2 separate regions of the Homo sapiens genome follow, and region 2 is linked to region 1. Evidence: chromatin contacts called from ENCODE Hi-C or POLR2A ChIA-PET data. All regions are on one chromosome and are shown on one strand. Each heading gives the region's core, a stretch centred on a gene start or an enhancer-like site at or near the end of the contact. The rest is flanking DNA. Distances are from core to core; before and after follow the strand shown.

Region 1 (2,700 bases), core at 39-2,538:
TGTGGGAAGCATTTTTTTTCTTTTCTTTTCTTTTCTTTTTTTTTTAATCTATGTAGTCTTCTCGTGAGAGAAACTGACAACTCCACCCAGTTCGGGATCTCTGGCAATAAATGCAAGATTTCAAGGTTATAGGATCTTGTTCATTTAACACTCAAATACTGAGGAAGTCTGTGTTGCTTAATCCTAAATTTATTAGATTCAATATGACTCACCACTCCCTTCCTTTCTGGGGTGAAGAGGAAGAATATAGACCATCGGGTCAAATGTTTCCCCAGGCTGAATGAACAATTGTATTAAGGGACACTAAAAGGGAGATACAAAGAATTATTTTTAGAACAAAACTATTTCAAATAAGAGCAGAGATTACCTAATCCTTATCCTTCCCCTTAAATAGCAGAGCATCTGGCTATCAATTAGGAGATTCATTTTATTAGGCTTGCTAAAGGAAATATAGATAAAAAGATATTTCCATTTTACTATTAGAGATACTTAATGGTCTACTATGTTATATGGTTGTCCTTTGTCACAAGTATATTTTCATTTTTGTTGTGGATGAACATTTTCTCTCCACTAGGCTGTGAGTTCCATGAGGACAGGAGTGTGTCAAACTTGTAATCAATGTCTTTCCAGCATGTGCAGATACCTGGTATTCTTAGATGAGTCAGTCATTGCCTGCAAAAGTCACATTTTGGGAGGGTAGTGACTCACTTTCTTGTGCTAGCAATTGGAAATTATTTTAAATATGATTACTAACTACATGTGGAAAACATATATTTCTCCCTGTGACTTCTGGTAAGATATCAAGAGGTGTTAATAAAGACAAATGAAGAAACTCTTCAAAAAATGCACACATACATACAAACGTGAAAATTTCATGTTGTTTATATGAAATTCGATCCTCGGAACCATTTCATTGTCCCATGGTGGTTTACTGGTACTGGGTCAAGAACATCTTCTCTGTGTCATCCATCCATCAAAATTTGTAATATGCAATGATTTCTATATTTAAGCAAGTAGATAAATAAAAAATCGTGTCCTTGCTTCATTAATTTTGGAAATAATGAGATTGTAGTTTTTTCCAAAACTGTGTTGCTAGAACAAAAGTGGGAATTTGAACATCTGGGTGATTAAGATTAGAAACTGGGAACAAGGTAATAGGAGAATGCACTGCTAAAAGGAACAGTGAAAAAGAAGAATTATGGTGGATTAGGTCAAAGGTTTAGGGAGATAAAACAAAGGAGTCATTTAGGACCTAGAGGTAAGTGCTGCTGACATCCCGAGGAAGGGTGGGGCTGTTTAACCAAGCACAGAGCTGGCCTCCTCTCAATGGCACGTGTGAAGCAACACACTCACCCTTTTACCCAAGGGGAAAAATAAAAAAACAAAGTTCCTGTCCAAAAAGCTTTAAAACTATGGACAATCTCAAAAATCGCATGCCCAAGAATTTCCAGTTTAGAATTTTTTTTAAAAAGCTCTGAAGTGTATTGCCAAATTATTATTATTCAACTTTGATGAGTTTGAACCCAGCAGAGCCAGCATCCATTTCTGATTTATGAAATCCACTGAGTGTCTTAGCTTTACGTGTTAAGATACAGGCTCTAAAATTACCAATTTTTTTTCTGTTTTGGTTGATAATCCTGTGGAAACAAAAATGACTTTGCTTGGTTTGGCAGAAATACAAGAAAGATAAGCTGGTTGGAAAAGAGGGAACTTGTTCCAATCCCTGTCCCAAAGTCTTTTCATAATGTGTGTGTCAGCCTAAGAAATTTTAATATGTAATGCCTAAATCTAATTATTTAATTTGGCTACAATGAATTGTTGAAGGATGTTTAATCGTTTTGCTGCTAGCATTGTCACAGGGCAATGTTAAATCATTTGGAAATGATAATACCCCAGGTTAGTCACTGTTTTTTCAGCTGTTTTTTCTTGTAAAGTTGGTTTGAAACTAAACCCCATAGAATTGGTTATGATGAAAGAAAATAAAGCAAGTGGCTATATCAACTTTATATTTATTTTTCTCACTGTGTAAGTAAAGACAAAAAAATGACATAAACAGCTCTTAAACATTTTCCTCCTCTCATTGCCGTAATTCAGGGATTCACCATGTTTCAGAACCTCTGGATAGTCTTCCTGACCCCACCTTTCCCCATTCTCATCCACTTGGATAATTTAGCCAGACTTATCTTTGTAACACTCAGCTATAGTTGTTGCCACTTTTCTGAATAAAACATTTTAGTAGCTTCAAATCACCTGCATAATAACCAAAATCTTCAACCTGCCATCATAGGCTGTAATCATCTAGATGCTGGCTTTATGTCTAGTCTCACTTATTTCCACCCAACATAGTCCCTATATTTCAGCAGAGCACATTTCCTCAGTCATACAAACAATTATTAAGCACTGAATTTGTCTCAGACTCTGAGCTAGGTGCTGGGAATTCCAAAATAATTACACCATGGTCTTTGCCCTGACACAGGTCACACTCCAGAGTAGGAGACATAGTAGAAGTGCAGTATGTACGTGCAACCTGGAGTAACATGTGTTCCTGTACAGCCTAGTGTTCATTCTGCCTGGAACAAATTTTTCTTTATGTGTTTCCTCTCAAAATTCTATCTGTCTTTCAAGGCTGTGCTCAAATATCACCTCCTTTTAGAAGGTGATGTATAATTAATTATTTGAAAGGTTTAACATTTTATATAT
Region 2 (2,700 bases), core at 81-2,580, 57 kb before region 1:
TCCTATAATGGGTATTACAGAGTGATTCATAGAAAAAAACACAGATTGGCCTATATGTACATGCAACATATGGTTAAGTAAGTCCCACCTAAGAATTGTTTGCTTCCTTCTGTGAAGAGCCATCTCACTCCTACGTGAATGGTAGTTGTTTTCCTCTCTTCCTGCTTCTTGCAACTCTCCCCGCCTACTCCACCCGCAACCATCCTCAGTTCCAGCCCTGTCTTCTTTGCCCCTCCAGAGGCCATGGGTGCCTGGGTTTTTCATACCCTGCAAAGTTACAGCAGGGGAGGGAGGAACAATTTTATGATTAAAACATTATAAAATATTTATGATTTATTTCTGTATCTATCTATATGTTATTTATATATTTTATATTTACCCCTATTGCTAATTATGTGAGTGATTCATTCACATTTTAATATTTTAAAATATTAATTTGCAAACCAACACAAAGAATCACTGTAAGCCATGTTAAAAGGACCAATTATTTGATTTTATTTAGTTCCCTTCTGGAAACTGCTGAATTAATTTACTATTTCAGGTGAAGACTAGTGTAACAACAAAACATGGAAGATAAAGCTAAAATTTTTAGTCCCTTTGGAAATTGAGTTTGAATTATTATTAATTTTCTGATATTTCCTTATTTTATGTTGATTGTGTTGTCTTCCAGAATCATGGTCACCCTCTGTGTGGTCAAGTTGCCTGTATTTTATTTACATTGTCCGACTGATGTTATCCATTCCCCTCCTCCATACGTGCAAGTAGTCATTGCTTGCATTTTTATACTTCACTTCCTAATTTTAGGGTTGACTTCTTTTCTGCTTCATTGCAATTATTCTTCATAAACCTCTTCTCCTAGTAAAAAATTAAATAATACTTTCTTCCCCCAGAGTTTTGATATCTTTTACTGGTTTGCAGAGAGGTACTTTGTCTATCAACTTGTTGCTCATCCAAGTTGAGCTTCTTTAGTGCTTTAATCTTCCATCAGAAATCATCTTTCTTTGTATCTTAATCATTTTTCCATCATGTCTCTGAACTCCTTCCAGCTTCCCTGCACCTTTTGGATAATGAGAAGCCTGGGTCTGAACACCAGGTGCAGTCCCACCAGTCCTGTTTAGGAGGGTCCCATTACCTCCTGTGCTGCTATGATGTTTTCTTGTTCCCCAAGGTTCTCATTAGAATGATGATGCGTGTTTCTACAGGCAGAGAGTCAGGCAAACCGCATCGCCCCCATTTGCCTAAGCTGCCTTCTGGCTAATTCTTTTTCCATCGTGGAAATCTCAGTTTCAATTTCTCTCTCTCTTTCACTATGACTCTGTCTCTCTTGTTCTTTATAGTATTTATTTTACTCATTCTGCCTGACTCAGATCTTATTCATGTGTTTATTGACTTCCTTATTTTTTTTTCTATATTTCATCAGACCCATTATCTTCCCAGTCCTATACTTTCATGCTGGGTTGATAGTAATCTCTGTCATTCTGACTGCATGTTCATCCATCTCTTAACCATATCAATTTCGTTCACACTTCAATGGTAAAAAAAACACGTATTTACTTGTATTTATATAATGCCTTACCTTTTTGTTTTCTATCAGATCAATAAGTAGCTTGACATTATCCTGTTAGGCTTGAAAACTCAATTTTATCAAAGTGGAATTGAGATATATATTATTTTCAGTATTACTGTTTGCAGTTCAATAAAATAACAGTTCAGTTTTTAATCCACAAATGATATAGTTCATGGAGAGATGTGGTAGATATGATACCTCTGGAGTAGTTACCGTAGAACTTATGGCTTGTGTTTCTTGAACACTAGTTGGTCATTCTCTCTTCCTTCACTTCCTTCTTTCCTATCTTTCTTGCTTCCTTCCTCCAGTCATATAATGGTTACTGAAATCCTACTATCTGCAGGACAGTGTGAAGGAAAGAGTATGCACTGGTATTAGATAGCCTGCTGTCAAAGTGAATAGCTCTGCAGCTACATCAAATCATTTACATTCTGTCACTGTGTTCTCACCCATAACTGGAGTGGAGTTCAGCACTACGATGATTAAGTGAGAATAAGACATCATTTTATTCACAAATTAGAAGCCTAGTTAGAGATAAAGCCATAATAAATTTTTGGATAATATTGAGAAGAACCTTGACCACTTGAAAAGTTTGTCTTTCTTGTTTATAAAACAACACATGGCTCCCCATTGCCTACCAAATCAATTGCATCAAAACACCTTCAGAGTACACATGTGGTTTGTATATGACCAGAGGATGGAAGTGACAGAAGATGGAAAATAATGTAATGGTTCATGAATTAGGTAATAAAGACAGATGAGGACTAGAGTTAGAGGAAAATTTGAGTCTGGCACTTTAGATTTGGGAACCAATTTTAAAGTCAATGACTGTTAAAAAGGGGTAGATTCTGTCCTACCACCTGGAGTGTTTTCATGATTAATCCAGATTCCTTATCACCCCTCTTTGACTTGCTGCAATGAAAAATTTGAAGATGATGGCCTGGAAACTGCAATTTAACACCCTCCTCTACCCTTACTGACAGTTGATTTATGTGTTTATACTAGGTTACAAATTTTTAGCTGAAAGTGCAGCCAGTCATTGTCAAAATAAGAGAATATCAGGGTCTAAGATAAGTATGAGGAAAAAACAGACGAAAGGGGTTGAGGAACTAAAGGTGTTGGGTCCCACCAGT

What was found. Hi-C counts contacts between places; a loop is a spot of excess contacts on that map. ChIA-PET counts read pairs that join two places held with the same protein, here RNA polymerase II (POLR2A). Pooled maps may share reads with other maps.
Region 2: a loop to region 1 is called in a map of PC-3, with 2.8 times the contacts of the local background. The contact joins two enhancer-like sites. A Hi-C loop is called at or near these places in 6 of 168 maps with a recorded cell type or tissue (PC-3, aorta, ascending aorta and 3 more) and 3 of 50 pooled maps. POLR2A ChIA-PET finds 5 or more read pairs at or near these places in 1 of 52 experiments (Panc1).

The regions. Positions count from the first base shown.
Region 1 is chr7:85,102,124-85,104,823 of GRCh38, reverse strand. All of the region lies in intron 3 of SEMA3D (semaphorin 3D), which reads left to right. Among named protein-coding and RNA genes, the nearest start is that of SEMA3D, 84 kb to the left of the region's middle. Within about 2 kb of position 1,288, at least 3 of the 41 ENCODE cell types and tissues checked have a DNase peak (open chromatin) inside an H3K27ac peak, as active enhancers do.
Region 2 is chr7:85,159,046-85,161,745 of GRCh38, reverse strand. All of the region lies in intron 1 of SEMA3D (semaphorin 3D), which reads left to right. Among named protein-coding and RNA genes, the nearest start is that of SEMA3D, 27 kb to the left of the region's middle. Within about 2 kb of position 1,330, at least 3 of the 41 ENCODE cell types and tissues checked have a DNase peak (open chromatin) inside an H3K27ac peak, as active enhancers do.